Regions from separate parts of the Mus musculus genome. Here region 1 is linked to region 2. The links are chromatin loops, found by intact Hi-C in ENCODE. Cell type or tissue: left cerebral cortex. All regions are shown on one strand. Links, peaks and the distances in the headings refer to the core of each region. The heading gives the core; the rest is flanking DNA.

Region 1 (16,548 bases), core at 5,771-10,770, 370 kb after region 2:
GCAGAGCTTGGAATTTATGGCCCACTTCATTAGGAGTACACACAGAGCCTATTAGCAACATCTGTCTAAATAGAAGCCAGTTTGTCTCCTTATCTCCTGACCTACATTATTCTTAGAATGATTAACTCATGCTAGGGAGTGGGGCCCTAGTGTCTAGGCTAACACCACAAGTTCAAAGGTATAGGTTCTGAACAGACATAATGATTCCCCAGGGTTTGAAAAGAAATGCCAGGGTTGGGGACTTGGGCTAGCAAGCATTCTAGTCTTCATGTGGCCTATGGAGGAGGCTGTTTACCACTCAAGTCACTAGGTCAGTCAGTCAGTCAGTCAGTCAGTCAGTCAGTCAGTCAGTCAGTCAGCTAGCCAGCCACTCACTCACTCACTCACTCACTCACTCACTCACTCGCTCACTCAGCCCTGTGTTTAAAAAGCAGCCACCTTACTCCTGTGAGAAGCGACTCAGTCCTGGTGCAAGCTGCCACTCTGTTTTATCCATGGGGTGTTCAAGGAGGGGATGGAGTCAGAGTCAGCCCTTAGGTGCTCACATTCAAGTAGGAGGAACAGAAACAGATGATCACAGGAAGATCTTAGGAGTGCTACAGGAGAGCCATATGAGCAAGGAAAGAGTGTAGCCATTCATGTAGACGTTCACCAGGGTCTTGAAGGACCACACAGACTGGTTAAGGAAGAAGGGGGAAAGGAAGGGATGCATTGTAGGCAAAGATCTGGAAGAGTCAAACGTCAGGACCTGACTAATAACTGACAAGTTCAGGGCAACAGTGATAACATAGCAATGGGAATGACGCCTTAGCGAAAGAACAGGATAGTGGCCTCACACATAAGGGCCTACCTTGTCTACAAAGGTCAGTCCTGATATTTTAAAGAACTCAGTACTTATTCCAGAGTATATAGAGTCAAATTAAAGGGACAGAGCTTTAGTAAGACATTGATGTCACAGGACCTAAAAGGCTCTGGCACATTAAGATACATTCTAAGGGAACTGAGTTGTAGGGTAGACCCCAAAGGACTTGCTCTGATGGCAGAAATGTTGACTGTTATTTACTGAGGCAGACACTGGCTAGGGGGGTCTTGTAAGTGCACAAATTAAGTGGTACCAAGGTTTACTCTAAGTTTAAATTTTTCTAGACTAGGAGGCTGATGGCTACTGTCCTAGAAAACATGGTGCTGAGATTTTCTTCATCTCCCAGTCACTTGGGGATAAAACCGAGTTTCCCTTGGGGGTACATTTTTGATATCCTTTTTATTGGCTGTCATCACTGGGTGTACAAGAGGACTGTTTCCACTTGAGAGTTGGCAAGAAGACCATCTGTTGAAAGAGTCAAGCACTTTTCCCATGGGGAAGCATTTCATCTTTTCCTAAGGAAGCCTTACAATGAGCCACAAACCATTTCCAGGATGTTTATTTAATACCCCAGAGGTAAACCAAGCAGAGACAGGAATGAAGGGGAGTTTGTTACCTTTTCATCCCAAGGTCAGGCTCAATGGGAATTTTTTTCTTTGTCTCTTTTGTTTCCAAAACATCACACCTCCCCACCCCATCTTTTAATGCTAACTAGTTAACCCAAAAACTACTTATAATTTTTTTCTAAGATCCGTAACTATAAGAAATGACCTTTGGGCTATTAAATGTTCCTCCATGATAGAGAGCTTGCTTTGTATGCCATAACTACATCTTTAGTACAGAAAGAAAAATTAGATAAAAGGGAAGGAGGGAGGGGCTGGGAGAGGAAAAACAAGAGCCCTTTAAGGAAAACACAATAAACCAGCCAGCACATAGCAGCACTTTGTGATTTAGGAAATACAAAGTTATGCGCTCAGAGCCTCGATCCCAAAAGACTTCAGGTTTCAAACCAGTTTTCCCATTTTACATAAGATAAAAATTCCATGAGAAAAGAAGAGCTTCTCTAAGATACAAAGTCACCTGGGAGCATTTTGTCTCAAACACCAAATAAACCTAAAATTTATATATTATACAGCAATCTAAACCAATGCCAAGATGGATTCTTCTTAGAGCATAAATAGCAGATTAGATCTGGACGTAGGATATAAAACATCTAGCCTTCACAGAGCAAGGGGTGGCTTGCTGCCAGGTGGAGGAGTTCAGCTTGGTTCTACAGAAGATAGAAGCAAAAGTTTGGGAAAGAAGAGACATGATCCTAAACCAATATGTCAAGGCCAGAACTAAGCACAGTGCTATAATTCCTGGGCCCATGACAACAGCATCACTGCCTATAAAGGCGTTCAAATGCATATTCTATGTCTTGCCCTGGAACCCCTGAATTACAAATACTGGGTGTCTATTTCTGATTTTCTTTAACAATCTGTTCTGCTGGCACCAGAGCAGGCTAGAAAGCAGCACAGGAGAGAAGAGAACTCTGTGGTCCTCAAGCCTCATGTCTGGTCGACAAAGGAAGACCACATCTCTACTACTAGATTTCAGTACCTGCTCATTCTGAAACAGGTTCACACTGCTGCTCTTGGTGAACCAGGGACCTGATGAGTGAGGTCAAGAGTGAACTCCCTGTGTGATCTGAGCATCACCGTCCTCTCTAGCCACCCTTCTTTCTTGTATCCTAAAGGGACCTCAGACTAGGTTCCAGCCAGTACCACAGTAGTTTGACCATCAGTCAGAGTAAAGAGAAACCTAACTATGCACTCGTGTACAATATTCACAAGTGTTCCTGGGGTTCAGGCCTTGGATTGAGAAGGAGAGTATAAACTACCTTTTTTATGGCTGAATAACATTCTTCTTTACCTACAAATATTAATAGTACAGGAAAGTTTCTTTGTAGCCCACTGTGTTTTGGAAATGATGCATTTCACTAAAATCCAGGCCCTCGAAACTCATGCCCCCCCTCATCCCCCACTTCCATCAGTACCAGCCACCCTTATCTTCATGTACCAGGCCCCCTGCTGCACTTCAAGTGTCCATAGGGATGCTCTACTCATCTAAAGGGTTTGCCCATTCTCAGGAGTCATCCTTTGCACATTACCCATCTTCTCAAAAGTTCTGCCCCGTACTATACTGAGATCTTGTTATCACTTGGCTTTGCTATTCTCTATTAACTCCCATCTTGATTGTGAGCACTGTGAAGGCAAACAAGATGTGTATTTTGTTCCCTGAATATCTACAGAATCTAGACCAGTACTTCTTAACCTTCCTAATGCTGTGACCCTTTAAAACAGTTCCTCATAGTGTCGTGATCCCCCCAAACCATAAAATTATTTTTGTTGCTATTTCATAACTGTAATTTTTCTACTGTTATGAATAATAATGTAAACACCTTTGCTTTCTTATGGTCTTAGGCAAGCCCTCCAAAAGGGTCACTTCTCACATTTTGACAACCACTGCTCTAGACTGATGACTTAGCACACAGTCAAAGATCACAAGTATGCTAAATAACTGAGGTCACCTGACAGGGACAATGCGGTATGATCTACCCTGCATCCTCCAGCCCTGGATTTCACACTTCATGCTGTGCTTCAGTTGGACCAGTCACTGATATAAGGCCTGTTTGCCTATTCTGTGTCTGTTGTGTCACCTAATAGACTCCTCTTTCTTTGTGTTGCCTTAAAAGATGACCTCATCCTGAAAGAACCCAGCTTGTTTAATAAGGTTGCCAGAAGAAAAACAAATCAAAGCACTTCACAAATTCTCTGCCTTATGACTCTCAAAGACCTTTACTATCTACAGGGCATTTGTCATCTAACTAATTAATTAACCCATCAATACAAACAAGGGGATTTTATGGAGCCCCTGGTGCGCCTGGTCCTTTTGCTGAGATTGCATAGAAGAAAAAGCAACATAGCCTTAAAAGTTGCCTCGCCAGTTGATCCTTATTATTCAAGTCAGACCAGTGCGCACACTCAGGCTTCACTTGTCTGCAGTGTGCCACACCTCTCAGAGCTCACTAGGCTTTGAAGGAACGCCTTCAGACATACTGACAACAAATACTTACACAATATCTTAACAGTAGCTGACTGTGCGCACACACACATACACCTAAATGAAAATAAATATTTCATGGAGGGATGGGGTTCATGAATCCCTACCTGAGGAGATACTGACAATGGTTGGTGTCTAAGTTAGGGTTTTACTGCAGTCAACAGACACCATGACCAAGGCAACTCTCATAAGAATAACATTTAATTGGGGCTGGCTTACAGGATCAAAGGTTCAGTCCATTACCATCAAGGCAGGAACATGGCAGCATCCAGGCAGGCATGGTACAGGAGGAGCTAAGAATTCTACATCTTCATCTGAAGGCTGCTAGCAGAATATCGGCTCCCAGGCAGCTAGGATGAGGGTCTTAAAGCTCACACTTACAGTGACACACCTACTCCAACAATGCCACACATTCCAATAGTGACACTATCTGGGCTGAGCATATACAAACTGTGACAGATGACTTCTAGGAGACAGTTCATTTTCCTTAAGGGTGTGGTCCCTGGTCGGTCAACCACACTCAAATGGATGGCTCCACAACCATCAGTATATAAGCATCACAAGCCAGGGTTGCTAGGTTATGATAAAACAGAAGACATAAAGCTGCAAGTGGGATGGGGGAAGAGACAGGCAGAGAAGCATGGGGGTTCTGCTCAAAATGCATTGTATGCATATATGACAACTTCGCAGAATTAATATAAATATTATATTTTAAATTTTTGCTGAGCATTTCTAGATGCCCTAGTTCCCAGACGACAGCCCCGGGGCAGGAGAAAAGACAAATGCATGCATGAAAAAGCATTTCCCAAAGGAGTTGAGAATTTGATGGGAGTAATTCAACATGAAAAACACATAGAGAAAATGAAGAAAACACTAAATTTAAAAAGGCAAGTGAACGTGTATGCATGTGTGTGTGTGTGTGTGTGTGTGTGTGTGTAATAATCACCATTAGTGAAAAAAGAGGGCACAGTTTTGAAGGAACGCTGAGAGGAGTGTATGGGAGACTTTGCAGGGAGGAAAGGGGAGGGAAAAAGTGTTATAATATCAATGAAGAAAGCTTTTTTAAAAATGTAAAACTTTTTAAAAAGGTAAATAAAAAAAACAGAGCTTTAAGTAATGATTTGATATATACATATACAGATTCATCATTCACCAAGGCACACTGGGCTTGTTTGAAAGTACAGGGCTGGAGCTGGTCCTAAGGCACCCACATTATCATGGATAGGGATCACTGTGTTTTAGCAAGTGCTCATTTGACGCATGTCCCAGGTAATGAGAGGCTCCCAGACTCCCTGCATGCAGCTCTTACTTCCACTACACAGCACTGTCTCCAATACTATGGCTTACGATTTTCTGTGGCTTAGAAAAAAAAAAAGAGAGATAAGAAGCCGGACACAGACTTCCATGAACTGAGAAGGCAGGGCTTTGAAAATGAAGGATGGACCTAGTACCATCACGGAAATTAAAATTTTAGTCATTAAACCGAGCTTACTATTGCAGAGTGGGCTTGGGTGATTAAACTACAAGGAGCGCTTTTACTATCAATGCCTGGTTCATTATATCATCCTGCCCTCTGGGATTTCCTCTTGTTCCGAAGAGGACCCCCCCCCCCCCGCCACATACACACACACACACACACACACACACACACACACACCATGATAAATGCAGATCTCTCTCCTTCTTCTAGTTGCCAGTGATGGTTATTCTAGCCACCTATACCTAGCTATTTAAAATACGGAGCACAGGTACATTTGAATGAGTCTATACCATACATACATGTTTCCACCAGCACAGTGGGAATCCTAAGGAAGACAACTAAGATCTGGAGCAGAAATCACTCAGAGATTGCCATGTTCATCACAGATGCCCCACATTTAGCCAAGCACCTGGTCCAGATCAGATATTTAAAAAAAAAATGCTGAATTATTGAACTGACCAGCTTTTTGTGTAGTTCTCATTAACCCAGTTGTTATTGTCAGCGGTTATAATCTCTACTGCACCAACACTGAAAAGGGAGACACGTAAACATGTAGTGTAACAGGGAAAAAGAAAAGAAGAGACTTAAGAAATAAACTGATAAGCCCGTGGTCTCTCCTCTGTTAGGACCAGTCTGCCTCTTCCCTCTGTCACAAACACTCGGACTTGCTGAGAGCTTCCAGGTTCTTGTGTAGAGGGACTAAACCTTACCAAGTAGATCAGAAGACAAGAGAAATCAACCTCACTAGCAAGTAGATACCGTCACTGGTCATAGGGTCATCGCCTCACTCTCTGTTGAGCTTAGAAGACAGTGTTCACAGCCTGGGAGTAATTGAGAGAGTGTTCCTCTGTGTGCATGACTATAATTCCTGTTTGGTTAGCAAGTGTACAATGTTCTTCATGTGGGATAAGAATGAGACCTGTGAACACTTCTCAGGCTGATGTTGGCAGGTCCAGTCCAAGAACAAAGTCCCTGTTTTCCTTATTCTTCAGCTCTTAACTGGATTCTGCCCTCTAAGAGAAGCCACGGAGTTTCTCTAGCACACGGGATTTCAAATGCCCCAAGCATATGCCTTCTGCTCCCGACACCATCTGTTATACCATATGATTCTCCTCCCGCTGTGATCCAGCTGAAGGAGAACCCAGGCTGCCCATGGATCTATCTACAGAACTATATATTAACAACTTTGGTCACAATCAATGTCTCCTATTCTTGAATGTCCCCATGTTACAGTAAGTCTTAGAGCCTTTCCGGAGTCTGATTAAGCTCTAACGACCACGTGGCTTTAGGTTTGAGGGAGCTTTCTTTTCCTTGGTCATATATAAGAAAAAGAGTTACATGGAAAAAGGTTTATATGTCAGCTTATGGCTGAAACCCATACTGCTCAGCGGAAGGCATAGTCTATAAGCCAGTTCGAAGGACCTAGGGGAACAAGCAACCTTCACCACGCTCCAATCCCTTTCTAAGAGTTAAAAGTATCGCTGCCGCTTCTCCCTGGCAGGGATTCAGGGCATCTTGGCGACAAAAGCATTTTCAGGTGCATTTCTTCACCTTTAATCTTCTAACTGTGAGCTGAGGGGTCACAAAGGTCTTTTCCTGGGCAAAAAAAAAAAAAAAAAAAAAAAAAAGAAAAAGAAAAAGAAAAAGAAACAAAGAGACTTTGCAGGGGGAGGGAGATGCACCTTCAGGGCTCCTTCCTTTGATGGTGCTGACTGGAAGAGACTAACATCAGGAGAACCCTCACTGCCAAAAATGCTGCTCAGAGCATGTGCTATTGCGGAGCAGATTCCTCTTTCTGACTTCTGTAGTTTGTTGCTCAAACGAAAAAGGCAGAAACCAGGAATGAATACACACACACACACAGCAGTAGCACTCAGATCACTGTAGGTTGCTCTGAATAACTTCTTTCTGGTGGCTGCACAGTTCATAGATGTTCCTACAGTTGGGATCATCACTTCCCTCTCCTTCAATCATTTAACAGCCCCCCCTCCACCCGTTTTAATTTAGTTTACATTTGTGATAGGGTCTCACTCTGTACACCACACTGACATGGAATTCACTATGTAGCGGCCGTTCTTGAACTACTAATGGCAATTTCCCTGCCTCAGTCTCTCACGTGTGAAACATACAGGTGTGAGCTGCGATATCCAGTGCTTTAAACATGTTTTTAAAATCATGTATTTTGAACCTTGATACTTGCTAGTGAGTGTTAAAGACAATCTATTCACTGTTTTTGGTTGTTAAGGCAACTTCTAAACCATCTTTTCTGTTTATAAAGGAGCCTTTTTCCCTAGGCATTCCAAACCTTTAAACAGGACGGTGTTCAGAAAGTCCCCACTTGTCATTCCCCAGAGCTGCCATCCTAAACACAATAAACCAACTGGAAAAATTTTGAGGAGGGCAATTTTAGAGCAGTCCCCTTTGATCATTGTGATTCTCGAGGCATAATTCCTGTACTTGGGAGACGCTCGATGAGCACTTTTGAATTGGCTTGAAATGGCTTGCTGCCAGCAGCTGGAGGGGCCCAAAGTGGACGCTCTGAGCTCCTCCTGACTGATTCACACCAGGTAGGTATGAGTCATCTCGCCCGTGAGCACGGCTTGCTCACCCAGATAAACAGAAACGGTGTGATTGGCCATCCATGGTGGATCAATACTCACATAAGCCTTCTATTATTACTATTTTTATTTTAATCACCCTTAAGGACTTATGTGGTACAGTTATGAGTGGCCACTGAAAACACTGTGGAAAAGAAAAAACCAGCTGAGATGTTCTTGAAAACTAGCTCTGGGGTTTAGTTGCTAATGGCGCCTGCCTCCCTCCCTCTCCCCTCTCCCTTTCTCTCTCTGTCTCAGAGCTTATTTTTTTCTAATACTCTCTGATCTCTAGCTCCCCTTCTTATTTCTTGTCCTAACTGAGCTAATTGGATACCAAGCATTTAGCAGCCCTCCCTCAAAAAAACAAAACAAACAAACAAAAAAACTGGGTTCTCCCTCTCTCTTCTATCTCTGCATCTGTCTGTCTTCAACCCATCCATGTCCCCTGTCCTGTGCATACCATAAAGGCAAGAGGAGACCTAGTCACCCCTGCTTTCTGTTCACCATGGATCTATCAAGTCGAACCTGTGGGGCTCCCTTCCTTCTGTCAAGTTTATGCACACACAGCACCAGACAACTTTTAGCGCTTGGGAGCCTCGGTCCCTGCTGACTTCCTCCCTCACTTGGTTTTCTGAGGAAGGCCACTTCCAGGTCATATAAGCAGGGGAAAGGAGACGCTTCTTCCACACCACAGGCAGGGATACATCCAGTAACGACACAGGGGTATGAGTTATTTATTCTACAGGCATCCTGGAAGGGCACTTCCTGCTATTTCTTACAAGTACCTTAAACTTGGCAGTTTCGCTGTCATGATGGTCAGTCCTGAACACAGGATGCCTTCATATTCTACTTTCCCTTTCCTAGTGCTATCCAGCCTTCTGCTTCTTCTGCATGGAAGGACTTTTCATCAAAACCTCTTTATTTTCTTTCTGATCTCACCCATTGCATTGGGCTGTACTCAGGAAGACTTTGACACACCCATTTCAAGGTTCAATTACATCTTCTGTCCCATGCCTTTTCTAAAATCCTATCTTTGCCTTATGGTCCCATGCCTGACTGAACAGTTAACTGGTAAAAGGAGACGCGCTGTGTTTTGGTTCCTATAGTCTAAACGCTGGATGCTGTGCTAGGCGACTCAAGTGAGACACTGCTCATACTTGATGAGCAAAAGAACAAGGAAATGGAGTAATGAAGGAAGAAAAGACTAGATCACAACAAGTCAGTTATTGAGTGATACATTTCTGTCCTGTGTCCTGAGCATCACCAGATAAATATTTGTATCACACACTTTCCCAAAATGCCTAAATGAACAAAGAATAGGAAGTAATGATCTCTGGGCACAGGTCAGAGTGGAGAGAGGAAGAGTACAGAAGGAGTTGCAGGGTGCAAGGTAAAGGAGGAGTGGAAAGGATGGAGATACAGGACATATATATATATATTTTAATTTAAACATAAGCTGCAATTAGAGTCCAGATCCTTGGGGGAAATACCAATTTAAACTCTGCAGGTGGGACACGAATGACTACAAATGGATAAAGAAAAGCAACTGTGAATTCTTTAACAAAACAAAACACCAGAGATAAAAACAAATGCACCTGCACAGAACAGCAGTACCGCAACCCAGAGTGGCATCTGCCGCACTGCACCGAAACTCACGACCCAGGCAAGCGCTGTTAATCATGCTGCAAATGACGGACTCGGGGGATCCATCTAGCTCCGGCCTTCCCCTTCCCTCCTGTTAGTGCCTTCACATAAACCCAACTGGAAATCACCTAAAATCCCGTCTCCATTTCTTCTTTTCTAGAGCGAGGGTACAGGAAGGAGTTCATAAAGTGACTTGGAGGACAACTCTAATTTTCGTGAATGTTTTATTAAACAAGGGGCCATTCATTTATTACTCCCAGACTTACTGAGAATTCCTTCCTCTTGTATCTCCATGGATTCTGAACCTCACATCGTCTATAGGTTGAGGCTATAGAGTATTTCCCAAGGCCTGAAAGATGGAGTTCTTCCTTAAGGTATACAGCAGGATTATGCTTCCTACCATCTCTTGCTTCTAGCCTTGTGACTGGCTCCTGCCCACTTCCTGTAACTGGGAACAAGCAGCAGCACTTTGGGGATCTCAAGGACCAGCCGTGGGTGCTCTTCTGTGCCTCTTGCCTCTTTCAGTTGGCTGGTGTAAAGATCGGCCCCCAGGTAACCCTGCAAAGTACTTTCAGAAAACAGCAGAACCTCTGTAAGTTTTTGCTCTTGCATGGCTGCCTGCAAATGAGATGCCCACCAACTGGTTTACCTACCGAGTACTCTTATATGAGCAAGAGATTAACACCAATTTTGTTTGAATGATTATCCATTTTTGATAAGCGTGACTACAATCACCTTAACTCAAACAATTGCATGAGCCTTCAGGGCACAATCCATAGCACTGAATCCGCCACACAATTAGAACAGTGCTTAACCAATACTGTCTAATCATTAATGCTTCTACCAGGGGAAAAAATGAGCAAGTCCATGCCTATATCAGCTAACAAGTCTGAGTGCTGGAGATGTGTCCTTGAATTTGAATTCATGGACTTTTTCAAAATTGACTATAAAAACAGTGTTCAAAGTATTACAGTTCCTGGCTTTCCTGCCGTGTAATTCTCAGCACATATTGATTTTGAAGCTCAAATCTTTGCAATTCCCTGATAATGCTATTCCTCAGAATAATGAACCAGGAAGGTCCCCTACGCCCACAATTGTGCTCGTTGTGTAGGGACTGTGATTTTCTTTAACCACAGGTATCTGCATTTGCTCAGGCCCTCATTATAGTAGATAGGATGTTATTTAATCCCCAATGAATCTTTCCCTAACAGCTTCCCTCCTTTTCACAAGTCCCGGTGGAGCCTCTTGCAGTAACTGTGTTGGCTTCACTGTCCCGGTTCCCCAGGTAATTATCAGAATTAACCCATCAAATGTTTGCTGCCCCTCAGACAAGATAGACTGGTAAGGTCATGTGTGGGCAGTGCTAAGCCAGACCATCTGTAAGAGTTTTGCACAATCCTTAAGGTGTGAAAGCATTATTCTGTTGTCACATATCTACTGAAGGTTTCCAAGTACTTTGTGCTAGTAAGCAGTGCATGATAGAGTTGAAAAAAAGAAAAACATTCAAAATAGCACAGTGGCCATATTTTCATCTAGAATTTACACATATACATATATACATGTGTGTGTATATACATATACATATACATATACATATACATATACATATACATATACATATACATATACATATACATATACTTATGGAATCTTAACATCCCATCATCCACTTGGTTGTTGCACATCACACCCAGGTCTTATTCAAGGAGCTAGAGCTACAACAGTAAATGAGACAAGCCCTTGCACCCAGAAAGCTCTCTACACAGCCCTCCAACTTTTGACCAACACACAACATGGCTTCTGCTTTTATACAAACTAGTTCTGTCCCCAGAACACCCTTGAACCATGAAAACATCCACCTTGATAGTTCCTCTTTTATTATGTTGTTCTGATCAACCCTTATTCCGATCAAAATATTTACCCTGGGGCTGGAAAGATGGCTCCGTGGTTAAGAGCACTGATTGCTCTTCCGGAGGTACTGAGTTCAAATCCCAGCAACCACATGGTGGCTCACAACCATCTGTAATGAGAACCAACGCCCTCTTCTGGTGTGTCTGGAGAGAGCTACAGTGTACTCATCATATATATATAAAATAAAGAGATTTTTAAAAAAAGACATTTATTTCATTGAACTGATATTTTTGGCAATTTTCTTTATCATACATTTGTTATAATTTGTAATATTTTCATCTATGTCACCTATTAAAAGGTGATACTTTAGCTCAATAAAATGAGCTAATGAAATAAAACGGTCTTCAAAGGAATAAATAAGATGTCCAATAAACATATAAAAATCTCACTAATTTTTACAGATCTGCAAAATAGAGCCACACTGAGGGCTGAGAGAGGGCAGCTCATACTCAACAAATGCTTGCTTTACGAGGATGAGGACCTAAGTGAGAGCATCAGTACCCACATCCAAGTTAGACACTGTCTACCTGTAACTCTACAACGGAGCTCAGTGGCCAGCCAGCCTGAATCCAGGAGCCTGAGGTCTAATCAGAGACAGCCTCTCAAAATGTAAGGTGGAAAGCAACTGAGAAAGACATTCAATGTTCACTTCTGACCTCCACTAGCATGTACACACATGTGCACATGAACACACAGGTATATGCAATACACACACACACACACACATACACTCTCACGCATGCACATGACATGAAAGAACAAACAAGCCTGACTAGGCAACAAGGCAGACTGTACGGGAGGAAAGAGGAAAGAGTAAGAAGAACAGAGGAAAGATGCTCAATATACAATACATATTGTTATCAAAGTATAAAAGTAAATATTTTTAAGTGGTTTTGGAAGACAGAACACAATCACATTGACAAATTTTTACTCTACTGAACTCAAAGAGGGAGAAATCAAAGCCCAAAGAAATGAAAGTGCTTTGACACGGTCACAGGAGGATGGGGAATAGATCTGAAGCTGGGCCGATGGTGCCATAGGAAAGAATCATATTTGCAGCCATGCACACCTTGTAGCTTGTGGAACTATGCATGAAGGCAAAAGCTCCTCCCCCAGCTGGCACAATCCACCGATAGGTGAAGTTTGATAATATCATCTTTGGGGTCATCCATGTTTCAATTCTTATAATGTAACCAGGCAATAACTACTGAAGAATTAGAATATGTAATTAGGCAGTAACTACTGAGGAATTAAGATATAAAAACCTAAGGGAACATCCTATAAAAAGTTATAACAATGGAACAAACAAGCACAGGGCCCTGACAGTACTGAACTTTTGTCTTCGGCCCCCATCACATAGAGATCTAGACGGACAGACTAGGAGAAGTCCTTGGAGATTCCCCCACTGCCTGGGACAAAAGCCTGAACTCTCGTTAAGTCTACCTGGAGCAGGATCTCTTGAGAACATCTTTGAAAGATCCTCTTTCTCCCAGAGTGTAGAAGCCCCTGCGGCTTCCTGGGGCTTCTTTTTGTCCACCAGTCCAGCTAAGATCCGTTCATCCCAACAGTACTCATTCATTAGTTTAGTATCATATAATACATTTTTTTTACTCCACAATGCTTCCACATTCATGCTTCAACAGGGGATCCTTCTATTCCCCGTTTTACAGACGAGAGAGGAAAAGCATCGCTGAGAGAACATGATTTTAGTGACAACATCCAGGTCCAGGACTGAAACGTGCATCTTTCTAGATTCAAAGCTCACGTTGCTTTTGCTGTATCAGAGATCAGAGGCTCTGTGATGGTGGCGGTAATGGCAGTGGTGTGTGTGTGTGTGTGTGTGTGTGTGTGTGTGTGTGTGTGTATTCGTAGAGTTGGTACAGGATGCAATAACGGCCATGCATGCACACAGGGCAGTACAGCATAAACCTGTTAGAAGAACAGTGTGGTAAAATAATTAAGTTTATAGAAAAAAAAAACACATGTTGTCAATAAAGACTGTGAGGCATCTAATTACCAAAATAGCCCTTCCAGCCCACCTAACAAGCCATGATGAATATTAGTTTAAATACTCAACTGTCTATGACTTTTGTTTTTCCAGTGAAAGCCATTATTGCCAGAAGGAAAAGAATGGTTTTAGGTCTGGTGGCTTGCAGGGATGTGGGGAAACTCAGTCATTTTATTGCCTTGACACTGTGGTTCATCATGGGTATCCTTAGAACTCACAGAAACGCTGAGACGTGTAGAGTTGTTCACAGCTCCCTCTTATACCCACATGGCTCCTTTAAGGACAAGCCTATTAAAACTGTCTAGCTTGCTGGAGCTGGATAATTTTGTAAAGAAGTATTTAAAGGTTTAGCGTTTTATACAACCAATCACCTGAAGTACACTAGGACAGCCAGTAAGAAGCTTAAACACACTCTTGAGGAGACAAAACGAGACATCACCAGACAAGGGCATGCAACTTCTGGCCCTTGATTCTCTCACTTCAAGACTTTTATCAGATCCATTTAAACAGAGTGAAAAAAAAATTAATTAAAAAGGGTTTCACTCCATGCATTGAAATGGAAAAGATGATTTTTGCTTTTCCTTGGCTGGTCTCTGAAACACTTTTCTTCCAGCAAAGCCAGCTGGGGAAGAGATTTCCCTATGTGTCAATAGCAATTTCAGCAACAGAGAACTCTGGACCATCTGTGTGACCAAGGGACCTGAAGAGGAGTAGAGATCCCTGTGTGAGGGCTGTGGTAGAAGCTCCAGTCCTGAACTGTTGAGCAGAGTCCGGGATGTGATGAAAGCAACGCCCCCTCCCCCTCCCCCCCCCCCAGCTGCCTGCCTGCCCCTCGAAGCCCTGAGGATAAAGCATAGCCACAGTTCCTTCAAAACCACGGGCCCAAAGACTGCAAAGCCGAGTTCTCTATAACTTAAGAGTACATTTAATAATAGGGGAATCTCACTGATACCCACCTCAGGATCCATTCATTTGTCCTTTTCATACTGAAAAGCTCCTATCCAGCACTGATTAATTACCAGTGCAAACCTGGCCCGCAGCCAACGTCTTCCAAGTTGATTCTGTAGCCAGGTGGATAACATTTCAGCTCAGGTAAAACCCTTCTTTCCTTGCAATCTAAGTACTGGATTAAGAACTCATAATAGCTTAACCTGAAGGACCAGAGAAGAGGTGCAGGCACTTACCTTATTTGATTCCATTGATAACAAAGATCTGTATGACTATTTTACATATAGTAAAAAAATACATTAAGAAATATTTATTTCCATGGAAATTTTTAAAAAGTAAATTTCACAATCTTAGATGGGTTCAATGTATGGTTTGTAGCTAAAAATAAAAACAGTCTCGTGGATATATCAGATAAACACTGGGTACTACTATGAGTTCTCATGTCTTTAGCTGGACAAAGAATGATATCACATTTGTGATGTGATTTACAGTAATGATGGATATAAAATAAATAAGAGATGTTTCTGTCACCGAGAAGAAGGCATTCAACCTGGACAATGGTGGTCTGGCATAGGCTCAGGGAGCTGAGTGGCCTCTCTTTAACATTCTGGGAATGTCACATCCCACCTGGGAAGATGGTGGGATGTGACAGGTCCCAGGGAGAGTAGAGGGGTAAAAACAGTTCCTTGGAGGATGAAGGGTTGGTGCTGTAAGGGGTAGGAAGATTCCCTGGGAGGGTCCTGGGATGGGGAGGTTCCCCAGGAGGTGGGTGGAGAGGGTACCCAATTGGATTATGGGATGGGAGTAGGGAGGACTCTGGTCACATAGGTGACTGCAGATAGCTCTTGCCCAAGTGAACAGGATGCATCATCAGGGGAAATGGAGGAAGAGCTAACAACTCAAACAAAAGGGCATCTACCCTCTATTAACTACTCAGCAGGAAGGCAGCATCCACTCTTTAGCGCCACCCTTCTGCTGGGGGCCATATGAAGGGTGATTTCTCTGATTTCTAGGAAAGAGCTGTGAGGTGTGGAGCTCCCCCTAATGGACGGTTTCTGCTAGTGGCCCTTCATAGAGACAGCAGCAGAGCAGGAGTCCCCAGCCTTGTGTACTGATTGCAGGGAGGAGAGAGGGGCAGACCTGCTGGAGGACTGTCAGCTTTGTGGATCTCCATTCACTCAATGGGCATAACTGGAGGGATCTAAGGCTCACGCTGTAGCCCAGCTTCAGCACCACCGCCCAGGAACAGAACAGTGGAACCTTTTCATTCCGTTATGAAGCGGGCCTCCCAAAGACCCCGCCCCCAGTCCCGCCCCCAGCCCCGCCCCAGCCCCGCCCCCAGCCCCAACCCCAGCCCCAGCCAGGATCAGGATGCCCAAAAGGCAGTAGGAGTGGGAAAGAGGAAAGAGATTCCAGAAATGAGGGGTGGATTTAGGGGTGCCTGGGGTCGGTTATCATCAGGAAAGAGCCAACAGTCTTTCACAACCCACAAACAAAACAAAACATTCGCTACAATGAATAAAGGACACCTGTGGTATTATCACCCTTCATCTCCGACTTGTTCATATTGTGAGTACATTTATTATTAACATAATACTTCACATTGCAAGTACATTTATTATTAACATAAACTTTCCTGTGTGGAAAAGCCCAATTGCAGCCATCCTCAGCTCCCCATATAGTTTAGTCTTTCTGATGAAAAATAATTGCTTTGTAGGGGGAGGGATGCCATGTTTGGACACCTTTAATCAGTGCACTACCTGATAGGACATTTATTAAGAATAAAACATTTCTTTTATTTTATAGCTGCCTCGGCACTTGTTAAGATGAGGAGGGGGGGAGGGGGCAGAAGCCTTTATCATTTCCTGATCTCGCTAGCAAATTGGCAATTTATGCACAGAATATTACAAATACTGCTGAATTATTTGAGCCTGGAATTAATTTAGAGAATCTGCCCCTTCTTGGAGTGCCCAGGGATTTGGCTTATCTTTAT
Region 2 (16,548 bases), core at 4,413-9,412:
GTAAAGTAGCTCTAAGGATGTCAGAAAAACTCATCATACTATTAACTATCTACCTAAGAATACCTACAATACAAGTAAGTCTGTGTATAAATATACATATATAGTTTGAAGGAAAATTTATCAGCTCTGCTGACAATTCTTCTTCCTAGGGTCAAAGTCATCTAACAAAACCCCAACACTAGGCATGAGAAGTCCTCTTCTGAGTTGCTGGTCAGAGTTGTCCAAGTAACTTTCAAAACATTACAGGTTGTTGCTACTGCTCTTCATTGCACCCCCAGAGGTGGAAGATAGTAAGTCTCTATTGCTAAAACCACCATGCATTTCAGACCTAGTGCTGAAAGAGTCTTGAGCTGAGTTAGTCCTCCCTGAGGACTAACTTTCCTGGCACCGGAAGCTGCCATGCAAGCTTCTAAGGATGGAGTAAACCAACAGTCTTACCCAGCTATGACATTTATGAACCACAGCAACCACCACCATGGTTTGCTGTCTCTAAGAGTGTGGTAGTGGTAATGCGTAACTAGGTGGTCACCAGGAACACTCTAATTGGACTTAAGATGTATTCAACAAGAAGGAAATTGTGTACAGTACTAAAAACCTAACCAACTACCCAGGGCTAGTGAAGTCATGGATCTTGGAGGAAAGCCTTTAACTGCTATTTTACTAAACTAGCATAATTCTTAACTACGTTATAATGTTGGTCCTTCTATTCACAGATGAGTGTAGCTTTCATCTCTCATCAAGGAAACTTCTCTTTCAATAAATAGAGAACATTACAGAAAACCACAACCAATCAAAGCATACTGTTGTGGGACCTAGTCCCAATGAATACATCTATGACATAACTCCCACACCCAAGGCTCAGAGATCACTGAGGAAGAGGGAACCAAAAGACTAGAAGAGCCAGGGGGATAGGGAGTTTGCTGTGATATTGTGTCTTCCAGGAATATCAGAAACCACAGCCACGAAGTCTCAGCAACACAGTTGCCTAAGCACGAGCTGAGAAAGGACAACAGTAGGCATGGCAAAGTGGACAGGAGGAAGAGAGAGGCCTCAGCCTGAAAGGAAGAACCAGAGGCAACTAAGCAGTGCTGAGAGAGGAAGAAACTGTCTTCCCCAGGGAAGAACACATGGATTGGTCATGCAATTCCAAATGGCCAGCCCTGAAAACATATATACAAGAAGCATTTACAGACTGCATTTATGCATTTATGTATATGTATATGTACATTCATATAAATATATAAACGTGTATATGTATGTATATTTGTGTCTGCTTGTAGAAGATGATAATTAATAAAAAAAAGATACTGTGAATTTGAAAGAGAGCAAGGAAGGGTATAGGGGAGGGTTTGGAGGGACGAAGATGTGGAGAGAATGATATCAATTGTAACATAATCTCAAAAAATGAAAAGAAATACTTTTCAAACAAGAGATGACTCCACTTTGCTCCTGTGATATCTTGGAATATTCCGTTGGCATTTGTGTGAACACAGAGACAGTGGGAGCCGTCACCAGGTGCTTGAGGGTTAGGCCAGGAAGTGCCGCAGCTAGCTTTTCAGCCCACTGTCTGGAACTGCTACTTGGGTCTCTAGTTACCTGCAAGGAAGGCAGGGCATCACAGTCTCTCCAGAGAAAGGCAGTGTGTGTATCTGCTATTGCAGTGGAGGGCGTCCCAGGATCCTGCCTCTGACCCACGGTTCTGAGACTCCCGTCCATCTCTCCACTGCACTCTCTCCGCGCACACAGTCACGAGTCATCCCTTCAATATCTTGTCCCTGTGATTCTCTGACAGCCAGCTTGCATTTCACTCCTCCGTATTTTCTAAAGCAAAGAAGAAACTCCCAGCTTTCCTGACATTTGATAGAACCAGGAAAGCTCTTACTACCTCCGAGACGTTCAGCCTGATAATGTATATGAGGAATAGATCATTTACTTACGCTCAAAGCAGATAGACTTTCTAAGGAGAAGTACTCTGTAATGCAGACATGGCTGGGAAGAATAAATCAAATCTTTCTGTGTACTTAGGGGAAAAGGAATTATTCAAATGTAGCCTACAGCTTCAGGTCCATTTATGGAGCCTGCAATCCTAAATAGTGACCACCAGGGGGAGCGCTAGGCCCATCTCTACACGGGTTCTATTTTTAGAGGCTGATACTTGCCTCAAGGAAGAAACCAAAGAAATAAGACTATAATACTTTTTTTTTTTTTTAAATCGGACCAACTTATAAATTATTTGTGAGTCCAATAAAAGGCAATTATCAACATTTCCTACTATTTCAAGAGTAATATATTCTATGTTAGAAAAAGATTCAATTTATTCCTTGGCTATGATTCAGATGACAGAAAATTGGAGGCAACCGAACCAAAAGACTGTTCTCCTGTGTAAATGTGTCTTTAAAACCCAAATCAGATGCTTAGGAGAGTGCTTGCTATAACGTAAGGCACCATTGTCTTCAAAGTTCCCCTGTCCTCTCTCCAGTCACTTGGACAAGCTGTGCCCTTGCTAGGTAGAGGTAATGATGTAACAGGGCGCCGTGGACAAAACACCGTCTGTGGCATTTTCTGGACACAGGGTGCAAGCAGCCTCTGAGGAACAGAGAGATTTGAAGCATGAAGCCTGGGGGAAGGGTGGATTGCAGACATGTAACAGACTCCCAGGACCCTAGGGGTCAAGTTAGGGGCCCAGAATCAAGGACAAGAGGACAGTTCTACAAGGAAATCCCCGGCATAAGGTCTGCTGCAAAGCCATGCAGTAAGGGAAGCACTGCAAAAAGAATTGGAACCTTGCCTTTCTGCGGCAATGAAACTGAGATTTTGGGCAAATGATCTTCAGGCTGCTCATAGCAGCTCTCTCACAGATTGGGCATAAATATGAGATGAGCTAAGTGGTGTGTGTGTGTGTGTGTATCTGTGTGTGTGTGTATATCTGTGTGTGTGTGTATCTGTGTCTGTGTGTGTGTGTGTGTCTCTCTGTGTGTGTGTGTATCTGTGTCTGTGTGTGTCTGTGTGTATCCGTGTCTGTGTGTATCTGTGTGTGTGTGTTTGTGTATATCTGTGTGTGTCTGTGTGTGTGTGTGTCTGTGTGTGTATCTGTGTCTGTGTGTATCCGTGTCTGTGTATGTTTTTGTGTGGCCATCACAGGTAGTCAACAAATACCCACTGTCTTCCTGGAAAAGGACTTGCATTTTCCTAAATACAGTTACAAATACGTTGGACCTCTGTATTTTCACAGATTCTGAGTCTGTGGTTTAGGCACTCAGACTTTGCTTTGAAGTCCTAAATGGGTGGGTGACGGTGGACCCATCTGGGCATGAGGCTCAACTCCTAAATCCCTTGGCTCTAAAGGAGGCCTGCTGTTAGAGGTGTTAGAATTTAGATGAATGGTGAAGAAAGGTCAAGACAGTGGGAACGAGAGCCTACAGCGATCTCTCACCCAGCCGCATGGACTAGCAGGAGGTACTTCCCTTGGCCTTGTGGGAAGCAGACCACATGGACCGAGGAAGATGAGCCGCTAGACCAACCTCAATGTCTGTCCACCTCGAATCCTTATATTGGGCCTAATCCTCAGTGTGCTTGTGTTTGGAAGGAGACCTTTGATAAGGTCAGAGCCATCCTGGATCCAACTGATGTCCACCTCCTGTCCCCCATGACAACAGCAAGAAGCCAGCTGGCTGTGACGTAGAAAGTGATTTCTGCTCAGACCCATGCCTACCTGTGCCTTGATTGCTTGGTCTCTAGAATGGTGGGGAAGAAAGGTTTTCTTCGGTAAGTCGTCTAGTCTGTGGCATTCTGTCACAGAGGCCCAGATAGACTAAACAAGCTAGAATCAAAGGAACTTGGAGGTAAGAAGCGCTAGGCGTGGTTGGCAGACATGTTGCAAATGTCCAGAGGTCAAGGGTGTCAAGGCAGCGGTCCAGAATGAAGGAAAGGGGGCTAGGTGGACAGGAAGGCCATCACGCAAGGTTTGCTATGAGGTTCCACACAGGAGCAGCACATGTTTTACTGAGTAGGCAGGAGCAGCACACATGTCACAGAGTGGGCTGACCGCACCACTCTTCTGGCTCTTAGTTGTCCATGTGATTGCTATGTGACCATGTTCCATCCTCTGACATCATATTCACCTCAGCAGCTTGTTCTCAACTTCCTCCCCCGCCTTCCTGCCTTCCTTAGGCCTTCTCTGTGCTCCGGAAGGCTGAGCTACAGGGAACCGTGGCCAGGGTGGTGCTGGCACGTTCTAGTTGTGAAGTTCTAGTGTGAGGTCCCAAGGTGAGGCAAGATGGTCACAGCATCTCTCCTGCCTCCCCCTATTGTGCTGCGGGTCATAGGCAGTCCCCGTGTCTTTGCCTTCTTGTACTTCCTCATGCCTTGGCTTTGGGCTGTGCCAGGAACTCCTCCTGTGGGAACGGCGCCAGTTCTTCCTGGCCTGGACCTCATCTCACTGGTTTGTCTCACCCTGTCCACACCTGCCTAGGACGCTCTGTTCCTTGTATTTTTAAAGAATTTTTTTTATTAGATATTTTCTTTATTTACATTTCAAATGTTATCCCTTTCCTAGTTTCCCCTCTGAAAACCCCCTATCTGTCCCCCCTGCCCCCAACTCATCAACCCACCCACTCCTGCTTCCTGGCCCTGGCAGTCCCCTATACTGGGGCATAGAACCTTCACAGGATCAAGGGCCTCTGGGGGGCTCTGTTCTTAACCATTCTCCTTTTGAACTCTGTGATGAATTATCTTCCACCAAGACCCAACTTTTCTATTACTTCTTTGTACATGTTTATTTATTGTCTTGTTTGAAAAGGAGATTATAGGTTATTAACATTGTGTTAAATGTGAAACCTTGTAAGTTAGGAACAATAAGCAGGAAAGGCACACACTGGAGGTAAAGGTGAAGCTGAGACAGTTGCCTGGTACCAAAACCTCTCCCACTGATCACCAGCAAGACATAAACAGGTTCCCTCGCTTTCGCAATGCTTTGATAAAACACAGCATCGATTCAGTTTAGAGTCTGTAAGATACAACTAGCCCAATTACCTCGCGCACATTCACCTGTACGGAGCCTGGAGCTTTGGCAGAGTTCTCTTTGTTATAATGAAGGGTCTTATGTAGGATAACACCAGGAAGAAGAGGCACACTGGAGGGGGTGACGGTGCAGATGCTCTTGGCATAAGGGACAGAAGGTGCTCCTGGGAATCCTAGAATAGTATCACGTGTAGCCAGACCTCCATCCATCCAGGCAGCTGCACGCAGGGACTGCAGAGGTACCGGCTTCGAGGCTTGCCGGATCTGTGAGATGCTTGCCGGATCTGCACCCAGCATGGTTGGCGTAACCCACCAGAAGCTTATTACTGGCATTTCTCTGCTTCTCTTTCTGCCAGCGATTAGCTTCCTCTGACGCCTCTGGTCCTTCTCAGAGCTCCAGTCACGCAGCTTTCCACTCTGTCCTGATTCTGTTTGCAGACAGCACCAGATTTTTGAGGGTCTCCATTCTACCTAATAGCCATTTTCTGAACAGCCAGCCCCCCTTCTGCAGCTGATAACTGGGCTCTCCTTGGGTCCTCGGGGTATAGATATGACTAGCTGCCCATCTTTGGGTAGGACTGGCCCATGATGATGATAATATTATTACATGACAATAGCCTTTGGTAAGGTTGCCTAGCCTCTTCCAGGACAGAAGTATGACCTGCTACTCGTGATTGCTTAGGGACAGTACAGAGTTACCTCTGGTAAAGGAACAGACCTATGTGGGTGGGGTATGCATTTGGACGTCACAGTGGACAAGGGAAAAATCCCACAGTGTTATTCTTTTCATAAAGATGGTTGCATAACTGGAAGCATATGCTTATTTTGCTTGACTGGTGTTCCCTAGACATCTATCTCCCCATGGCTCAGCTCTCTGTAAGGTCTCCTCTACTCCAGTCTTAATGCCAGGACCCAGACAGCAAGGGAAATATGGCAAGGGCCCAAGGAGTAGGAGCTTGAATTTGGTGAAACTATTCATCCCAAAGCAGAGCAGAATGCTGGGAAAGAGGAAAGCCCACCCCACCCCCACCCCCTGGGGGGCTCAGCACAGCACAGCACCCCCCCCCCCCCCGGTAACAAGCGGGGACCACCTGACTCAGGATCCATGAAAGGAGTCCAGGACCTAGCTGAATACAGCTGGCAGCCTGTCGAGTGAACTCCTCTGGGGAGGGCTTCCCTAGAGACTTCAGCGAAAATTCCTGATGGCTGAACCAAAGATCTAACTCCTCCACATAGCCATGTATGCCCTTGGACCAATCTCCTGAGGACTGACTGCTTTCTACAAACATGCAACATGGACAGTAAGATCTGCCATGAGAATCTGTGGCATGAAATCTTGATTGGGCCGTGGGTTATTAAGTCCTAGTGCCAATGAATTGACACAGTTTAGGGATGACAATTGTTGGAGGGCTGCTGACCTGTTTGCTAACACTTGCACTTGGACTTGGGCTCCTAACAATTTGAGAGAAAAGCCATCTTTCATGGCAACCCCGGGAACCCAAGCCACCTTTGAGGGGGCAGCCAGGGCTTCTCAGAAAGACAGGGCTGTGTTAGCCAGAGCAGAGGCCAGGGCTATGTACTTCTTGCAGCTCTGTTGGCTGTGGGCTGAATAATCTATTGCGAGGCCCAGATTTGAAAATAAATTTTTTAAATAGGCAGCCATACAGGAACAGATAACCATCTCCCCAGGGGCACAGCAGGCTGGAAAGTGTTTTCTTGCGTGAAGGCAGGAGGATGGCTCAGTCCATCATAGCATAACCCTGCCTCTGAAATCCCGGAGGGGTGAGGGGAATCCCAGGCAACCTTGACCTCTAGTCCAGTGTACTGCCTCTTACCCCTCCCATGCTTGTCCGAACGCCTTTGTTCAGGTGAGGTTTTACCTGCACTGTCTGAGAAGGTTGTAGAAGCCTGCTTAAGCCTGTTTTTGTTTGTTTGTTTGTTTGTTTTTTTGTTTTTTTGCTTGCTGGGAGAAGACACTGTTCTCCTTCAGCCTAAGGGGGCATCTCTGGCTGAGTGAGGGAGCCCCTGCTCAGTTTTGTTGCCAGGCTGAGGCTGAGGCTGGGGCTGGGGCTGAATTATCTTGCAAGAGCAATTGAAGCCTACCTTGGCTGGAGTCAGTGAGGTTGTAAAATCACTTCCCTGAGGCACTCCGGCACCCAATTTGGAGATGAGTGGGGATTTACATGATTCAAGGGAATGTTTCTTTCCTGTGTCAGGGCTCAGTCAGTCGTGAAGGGGGAATGTGTGAGCAAAGCTTAGCAGCTGTTGGAGCCTGCTCTCCTCTGGAGGGGCCAGCAGAGTGGAAGCCAAAGGGACTGAATCTTTGGGGGATTGGGGTGCAGCTGCTCCATTGTGACCCTCAGGGCTCTCTCTCTCTCTCTCTCTCTCTCTCTCTCTCTCTCTCTCTCCCCTTTCTGTTGTCATCAGGAGGTTGTGTGAAGAAAATTTCTCAGGCTATACCCACCATGAAAAGGATACCCAGTTTACTCAACACTTATTCTGGGCTGTGCGCTACATCGTCACTTTCCTAACAATTCTTCCCCAGATCTCTACAATGCCTCTAAGAAGTAAGTATTGTTATCCCCATGTACAGATGCGGAAACTGAGGCTCAGGGAAGTCTATGGAGGCAGAGAGGGAGGGGGAGTTACCCAACTGACTCAGCCAGTGTCATCCCACTGCTTGGATCGCTCTGGGATTTATATCAGATGCGTTTCTTTCCAAACACCTATCACTGAGAAGAAAACGAGCCACTGTGATTGCTTCGGCTAGGCACAGGTTCCTGGGGAGCTGAGGGCTGGGAAAGGCCCGAGTCTACCACACTGCCTTTAGTGTAGACAGAAGAGCTAGGAGGTGATGTTTCTAACCAGACTGAATTTGGATCTAGGCCAGTCCACTGGCCCCGTGAAGAATCTATCCTTTCTGAGCCTCTGATTCTTCCTGTGTTCAAGAGATTGTTATATAAACCTAGGGCTTGTTGTCAGTATAATGGTCTTGCCATGTGTCTAGGGAGGACTGTCAGTACAATGACCTTGCTGTGCAGAACAGGCTCCACAGGTTTTAGGGTGGCCACTCCTTTCATTATTTACTATGGTAGAGCTGACCAAGCCACAGCATCATGGTTTAAGACAAGACCAACCATTTATTTTGCTCATAAAGCTTCAGTTTGGTCAGGCTCAGTAGTATAGTCTGACCCCTGCTTTAGGCAGCACTAGCTGGAGGCTCCTCTGGGGATCTACCTACATGGTCCGCAAAAGCTACCTTTCCATATGGGATAATCTATGGCTCCCATATAACAACCATGGCTGGGAAGGACAACTGAGAATTCCCAGAGACAGGAGATGAAAGAAGCTAGCTTACTAAGCCTTTAGCCTCCTAGATTGAGGGAGAGGGCATATCAGGAGGGAATATGAATGGATTCAGCAGTCATGCTGTAAGAGAACCATGGTGCTTTGCCCTGTGACCACAATTCCTTTGCCTTTCTTCCCCAGGCCGGCCATGCTCACCAATTCCCGGCAACCACAAAGCCTCATCCCAGCGCTGGAAGGCTCAGGTTCAAGGTGCAGGATCCCGCTGTCAATCAGGCCAGGCTGCCAATGAGGCTCCCCGAGTGCAGCGTCTGAGACAAAGCTCTTTCTGGATCAGCAGTTCCGTGAACTAGAAAGACAGGTCATTTGCATGCACGGCCTATGACAGGAGAAACACTCAGAGGAGGACAGTGATGGAGGCTGGCTTGTCTGGGAGTATCCAGGACGGAGGCTAGACAAAACTTCCTTAGAGGAGCCTAGCACTGACCATGGACTGGGTAGGAATTTTGCCTTAGGACATGATTCTCATTCAAACCTCATCTCTGTCCTTGAGTGTAGGGGACAGTGGGAATGTCACTTAGGACTCTGTTCCCTTCTCCTTAGGACAAAATAATGATTTTTACTTTGTAGGACTTGTGGTGTTGAAATGAAGCATTGTATTTGAGATTGTTCAGCAGAGTACTGGGTATGAATGGCATCTCTCATTTATGATAAATTGAGCATAATGATGTTTATTTTGTGGAGTGAATACAAGACCTAAAATACATGAAAGAGATCTGTGAACTGTACAGTTTGGGGGAAAATAATGCATATTTTTGTGTCTTTTGTTAACACTGGTTGCCCCCTAGTCATGCCTCAGCAGCAGAAAGGTGGGGACCCCTGCCCTGGAGGTGAGGGTAGCTCCTGTCTGTGGCAGGATGGACGTGTTCAGTAGTGGAGAGAGCGGAGTTCAAATCCAGGTGCTGGTTCTTGGCTCTGTGATGGGAGAACATCTCCTGTCATGCAGCTTTCTCACCTGAGAAATGGTCAATCGCCATCCAGCTGCTGCAGAATGCTCTCCCCAGTGAGCACAGAGAAATGCTGACAGGTAGCTGTTGCTTACAGTCACTGGGAGCAGGGGCACCACATGGCTCTCGTCAGCCTGTTGTGAGGATCGGGCAAACTGCACATAGAACACCTCTACAGAGTTAGGTCTGTGGGAAGTGTTCTGAAAATCCCAGCTACTGCTCCTGCAAGCAACGATTTTAATTCCAGCAACAATATTGCTGATTCCACCCGACTAACCATCTTTGAACGCTACTGTAAGCTCAGAGACTCGTGCGCTTAAAGTATATATACGGATATTGCTGGGAGCTTGTCCGTTGCAAGAACCAGGTACACCCACAATAATGACACAAAGCAAAGGGGTAGAGTCTAAAGAAAGAGGGAGCCATGTGGAGGCCTGCACTTCTCCTGGTGATGCTTCTGTCAGGGGTGCGTGTGAGAAAGCATAGTGAAGTCTCCACACTGAAGACAGCTGCAGCATTTTTTTTAGGCACTCAGAAATACAAAGGGCTGCAGGTTTATTTATCATACTGGGGCTACAAACCAGAAGTGGCTCCATCTCTCCAAAAACAGTTATGTTCTGCCATTAAATCAGCTCTCCCATATTAGATTAGTCACGCTATGGCCCTTTGGTCCTGTTGAATAGTGGGAAAGACTCAATTTTATATTTTAACTCATTGGCTCACCATAGGACTCCATGGTCCCCACCTACTTTTGCTTGCATGGCTACTTCACTGGGACTCCTGCCTCTGGAGATCAGGAGAGAAGTAGAGCCCAGTCTTTGTATTTTCCTAAGTTCCTAGGTGCTGTGGCACTTCCTTCAAGGACCTTCTGGCTGCGTCTCTCATCACACATGGGTGGTGTCGGGGCCATTTCAAATTCTGAAGCTTATCATTTGTCAGTGGCCCAGGATGCTGGATGCTGTAGCTATGGCTACAATAGTGCTGTGAAAACTATCTCCAACTCGGAACCATATTATTTCCCACTGAACCTTCGACCCACTAGGCAGCCCAGATTCAAGCCAACGCAGCTGAAGGGCTGGCTGGTACGATCCAGATTTACATGACCAACTCAAGCTGAGCGTGTGCCGGTTTGCTGGGCTACACTGCTCCATTTCTTCTTATCTGAGATTAGAGAACTATCCATGTAAGAGCAAGAGCATGTGAGGGCATATCTTCATGTCAGGCTCTCACCCAACAGTGTCCAGAAGCACGAGAGGAAACACAGACCCCCCTACCCCCCTCGTCTGTCCGGTTCATCAAAGGGATCGTCTTAAGAAGTCACCAGTGGGCTGGAGAGATAGCTCAGCGGTTAAGAGCACTGACTGCTCTTCCAGAGGTCCTGAGTCCAACTGTCAGCAATCACATGATGGCTTACAACCATCTGTAATGAATGGGATCTGATGTCCCCTTTTGGTGTGCCTGAAGACAGCCACAGTGGACTCATATAAATAAAAATTAAAATACATAAATCTTTAAAAAACTAACCAGAAAAACTCTTCTGCTTCTCACCAGCTAGAGCTAGGTCCTATGTCATATGTCCCTTTCTAAATGAGTGCCAGCACACTATTTCTTATAAAAAACAAGTAATTCTCCCTTGGGTTTGAATATCACTTCTAGGAAGAAGCCAGGATGACTCAGGTTAAGTGTAATCCAACAGAAAGAAGTGAGTAGGGGAAGAGAGAGAAAGAAGGGACACATCTTTGTATTTCCTGGCTAAATCAGTTCCTCGAACACAATTGCATATTTTACATAATATAGTGCATGCAGAGCTTGAGGGGCTGCGTCAGGGCTGTAGTCAGTAAATTAAAAGCATTTGCAGTGAGAAATTTCACAATGCTGTTAACAGCATGCTATAATTACTATTGGTAATTGGCTATTACTAATACTTAGGCAGAGCACACTAAGTGCCAGGCACCTTTGTAAGTGCCTTAAACACACTAAATCATTCTCATCTGTTACTCGTGAAGGCAAATACAGACAGCTTTTGGATATTCATGCCTTTGTAATGATTTACTTCTTTTTATCTCACGTGTGTAGGTATTTTTGTCTGCCTGTCTGTCTCTGTACCACATGTACAGAGTCCCCTGGAACTGGAGTTACAGATAATTGTGAGCCACCATATGGGTGCTGGGACTGGAACCCCTGTCCTCTGGAAGAGCAGCCAGTACTCTTAATTGCTATGCCGTCTTTTGCAGCAATAATATACTCATGCCTTTCTATTGTCCCTTCCCACATTGAGCCTGGGCTTAGCGGCTGTGATGATTCACTTTGGGGGTAACCTGCTGTGCAGTTAAGAAGCCCTGACTAGAAGCCTGAGTGAAGAGAGGCCATATATAGAAAGACCAGGGAAGGTGGGGGTGGGCCATCTTGGATGTTTTAATCTCAGTTGAGCTTTCTACCAAATGAAGCCTGTCAGCAGCCTTTGTCAAATCTTTATAAACGGTAACCCAGCATCCCCAGCCGCTGGATTGTAGGGTGGTTTGTTACATGGCAGTGGAACAGAAATAGTTGTTCCAACAAACGTGTGCAAGTTCCTTGGACAGTTCTTCTTGAGAAATGTTATTACTTGTGATCAATGAGAAAAGCTCACGTTGCAGTTGTGAACCTGTAGTTTTCATTCCCTCCTCTGACAGTTATGATATTCACTACCTGCTCTGTCCTGGGCTGTGTTTTTTATGTGCAGGGACATTGCAGGGGAGAAACATAATACTTACTAATTTATGGCCAAAGTTCATCCTCTTTGATGCTGCATTAACAAGATCAGTAGTAACCCTAAATGTATCATTTCTTGGTTTAGAATTTACTATGTATCTTCTTCATCTGAATCTGATGTCACTACTTTTGCAATGCTCCAAACAGGGCCCATTCATAGGTAGACTTTGAAGTCAAACTAACCTGGTCTTAAATCCTCTCTTCCTTCTTTACTGTTTTGGACCTCAGTTTCTTTGTATTTGGATTGGGTTTAAGAATTCCCATCTAAAGCTACCACAAAGGTTACAGGAAGACCACCAGTGCTTGATAATTTCTGTGCCTTTCTTTCTGCCCTTGTACACTGGCTATCTATAACCAATTCATGACAATTTTTATCAGAAAGCATTTCATAGGTGGCCTAGTATTATTCTGTTGCTGAGATAAAATTCTGACCAAAAGCAACATTGGGAAAGACAGGGTTCATTTGGCTTACCAGTCCATATCACAGTCCATTGTTGACAGAAATCAGGGCAGGGACTTGAAGCAGAAACTACGAAGAAATACTGCTTTCTAGCTTACTCAGGTTAACAGTCAGCTAGTGTCCTTATACAACCCTAGACTATCTGCCCAGGGAATGGTGCTGCCCACAGTGGCCTGGGACTTCATGCATCAATTAACAATCAAGACAATCCCCCATAGACACATCCACAGGCCGGTTTGCTCTGGGCAATCCCTCAACTCCCTCCTCGGGCTGTATCAAATTAACAGTTAAAACTAACTAGGGCAATGGCCATCTGATCTGAACTCTTTTCTCATTCTCCAGGATGCAGATGTGAATCTGCCTATACTGAGTCCTCTGTGCCTGTCCTGATTTCCTGATTCTTTGCTTTGGAAGGCTGAGTCATGACCTTCACCCACGGAGTCTTTCCAAGGGTTGTCCTGTACATTGCCTCAGTTATTCAGGCCTATGAAGCAGGTGTCCTTAGTGTCATTTGCAGTCAAGATATCCAAGACTCTAAGAGGGACTTACACAAGGTTACAAAGAAAATTAATAGCCTAGCATGCTTCGCTCAGCGTGGTACTATAGCATGCTTTGCTTTGCAAGTGTGGTACTATATACCTGCTGTCTTTAGCTCCTTCTAGGTTCTGAGCACTGCCTTCCTGCTGTATTCTCCCCTAGTGCCCCACAGCATCTCACAAAGAAGCTGCTGATGTGAAACCCAGAGCATCACCAGAAAAGGGAGTCCAGCAAATTATTGGTCTTCTTGCCATTGTGTATGTGGATGGCACTAACACTCACCAAGGAGCTGCTGAAATCTACTCAACTAGAACCATGACTGGCAGGAAGGGGACTAACCAAATTTTTTTGCAGTGGGCTAATCTGACTCTGTCTCTCGCTCCACACAGCCTGGCTTATGAGTGGGGAGAAAGTCAAATTATAGACTGATAGCCCAGAGTGTCTCCTGGGAAGACAAACACTGAGTAAAAGTATTCAGAGAGACTTGAAAAGCTTAGGTGTGTGTGTGTGTGTGTGTGTGTGTGTCTGTGTGTGTGTGTGTGTGTACTGTGATTTTAGATAGAGATAGCCCCTCTGCCACTTCAACAGTTCTGAAAGGGATTTTCTAGATCAAGATTATAGAATTCAGAAAATTTAGACAAGGAGAGTGTAGAGATAAGCCTAGAATGTTCTACCTTCTTTCTTTGTCTAAAGAACAAAGCTATATCAAATAAAATTTCTTAGTTCTCTCCCAGTGTTTCCTCTAAAGCCCACTTACACATGTGTCTCTGACCACAGATACCCAACGCTTGGTCCTCATTCCCAATTCTAGCCATGGGTACCTTGTGATAGGCAGGAGGTGTGTTTTTCATCTCTGGTGCCCACCAGGGTTTAACTCTATCCCTGGCTGGAGACCAGGCAGTAGCTGACTAATTGCCACAAGCAGTCCATCACTGAACATGACTCAATAATTGAAGGCTTCATACCCTGATCAGTCCATGTGTCACTATTGGTCCGGGAGTTATGATTTTGCACATGTAAAATATGTGTGCTGTGCATGTGCATAAATGTACATATTTACCTGTGTGTGGGCACACATGTCCCACACCTCCACATTCCATGCCACACGGGGTCAACAGGTAGCAGGGGAGTCATAGTGGGAGGGAACAGAAGGCAGGGAGCTATGGACATTGTTTACAATTGCCTGTCTTTGGTGACTTCATACAGATCACTCATTTCCAGTCTGTATAGATTTTAATTTCCCTGCACACACCATGCTGGCACCAGAGGCAGATGAAGTTGGTCTTGATTTGGTCATCGAGTGTCACATCCTGGGTCAGGAACAGCTCTACCTCCCAGGAGGACACAGATACCACAAGCAGGATACATGACAAACCACCACCCTGGTGGTCTTTTAGTGAGGAAGTGTGGCCAGGCTCTGAGCAAACAAGGGAGAGGCCACTTGCATCAGCCTGAGTGGAGACATTGTGCAGGAGAGAGCTGACCAAGGGACAGCAGCTGACCAAGGGACAGAGGATTTGCTCGGCTGCTGAACTGACTTTGCTTTTCATTGCTGCTCATTTCCAATGAGGATTTCCCAAAGGACCACCCAGATTTGGCTAGAGCCACTTAGAATGCTGAATCCCTTCCTGGAGAATAGGTCTTTAATTTCTACTGTAATGAGCCAGACATTGACTCCTCATCCCACATCCTTAAATGCAAATACAGAGCTCACTTGGAGGTAGAGAGAGGTCGGCATGAATTAGCCCATCCAGGGTACAGCCTTTGATTGAGACCAATTACTTCACCCAGCCCCACTTCATTTCCAGTAGAAAACCTACCACTAATGTCTTTGGCTACAGCCAGGCACTGATGAGGCAATCAGGAGGAAAACAGATATAATAGACACAGGATCTCACAAAGGGTAGGAGAGGAAGTAGGGAAGGCAGTGGGCGGGATATGTTCATTCACTGTCTGCAGACTGTGCCAGATACTGTGTTGGGTGTCTTTTGGGCTTTTGTACTGAGAAATTAGAGTATTGTGGTATAAACACACACACACACACACACACACACACACACACACACACACACACACAGAGAGAGAGAGAGAGAGAGAGACAGAGACAGAGACAGAGAAAGACAGAGACACAGAGAGACACACAGAGCGAGACAGAGAGACAGAGAGAGAGACACAGACACAGACAGACACAGTCACAGACAGACACAGACACAGACACAGACAGACACAGACACAGACACAGACACAGACAGACACAGACAGACACAGACACAGACACAGACACAGACAGACACAGACACAGACAGACACAGACACAGACACAGACACAGACACAGACACAGACACAGACACAGACACAGACAGACACAGACACAGACACAGACACAGACACAGACACAGACACAGACACAGACACAGACACAGACAGACACAGACACAGACAGACACAGACACAGACACAGACACAGACACAGACACAGACACAGACACAGACACAGACACAGACACAGACAGACACAGACACAGACAGACACAGACACAGACACAGACACAGACACAGACACAGACACAGACACAGACACAGACACAGACACAGACACAGACACAGACACAGACACAGAGCCCAAACCAGCAGCCAGTGAACCGCCACATAAAGCTGTGTGCTTCTGCAAAAATGCATATTTGCTGTGGCAACCGGGAGATTGCCACATCCAACGTGAAGTTGTCATTCTGAGTTTTCCCCTGTTTTAAACCCTTGTGGTGCTATTGGAACCCAGGCAGAGATGGGAATACAACCAGGTCTCTCTGGCCTTCTTGTATTTGGAATCATTAGTTTAGCTCTTGCTGGTAGCATCTGCCCTCCAGAGAGACTCACACTCAGTCCAAGGTGTCTAAGTGTGGACTTCTCACATTCTATCTTCCTCTGATGGGTTCTTCATCAGACCTGCGCTTTCTGCCCTCTTCCCTGTCCTTAGTACTTGAAGAAAATCTCTCAGAGAGAGAAGAGGAGGTGTTACTGCTGTTCAAGGTGCCCAGTTGTGAAAAGAGTTTTATGCTATTGGGAAAGCCGTATTTTATCTATTTTATGAATGACAAAGCTGAGTTGAGGAGGTAGTAACTGCTTAGTGGCACTTTCTGACCTAACGCTACTTTCTCTCTACCCCGGGTAGAATATCAAGTTCGCATCAAGAGTCAGATCTCCTGTGTGACTGTGCAAACTGCAGGTCCAGCATGGGAATTATGGAGAACTTCTGAAACCCTAGAAAGTGCAAGCCCAGATGTCATGGTCATGGTAGTACATGAGCCAGCACGGGGCACGTATGCTCTGTTCTGAGGCCATAACTCATAGGCTGATTTCTATAGTGAAGAGTGTTTCTACAAGACAGGCGGCAATATATTTTCAAAATGAATTACCATCTTACTGTTGCTTCTGCATAGCAGTTTACGGTGATCACTGACAGCATGTTG

Evidence for each region. Peaks named below come from ENCODE experiments on the same cell type or tissue, not always from the same donor. Only the 100,000 strongest peaks of a DNase experiment are listed, where the experiment ranks them.
Region 1: a loop joins it to region 2, with 2.6 times the contacts of the local background. A loop is called at or near these places in 18 of 42 quality-filtered maps.

What each region holds. Positions count from the first base shown.
Region 1 is chr4:104,513,970-104,530,517 of GRCm38, reverse strand. The region is part of intron 5 of Dab1 (disabled 1); the gene reads right to left. Among named protein-coding and RNA genes, the nearest start is that of C8b, 240 kb to the left of the region's middle. In left cerebral cortex, for the core only: no CTCF peak of the experiment used is centred there; DNase peaks (open chromatin) are centred at 6,541, 7,245 and 8,002.
Region 2 is chr4:104,879,750-104,896,297 of GRCm38, reverse strand. It overlaps Gm40216 (a long non-coding RNA gene), which reads left to right and starts at 6,215. Exons shown (of 3, transcript XR_867966.2): 1 at 6,215-6,320; 2 at 7,447-7,586; 3 at 8,509-9,091. It also overlaps a transcript of Fyb2 not described here. In left cerebral cortex, for the core only: no CTCF peak of the experiment used is centred there; a DNase peak (open chromatin) is centred at 7,225.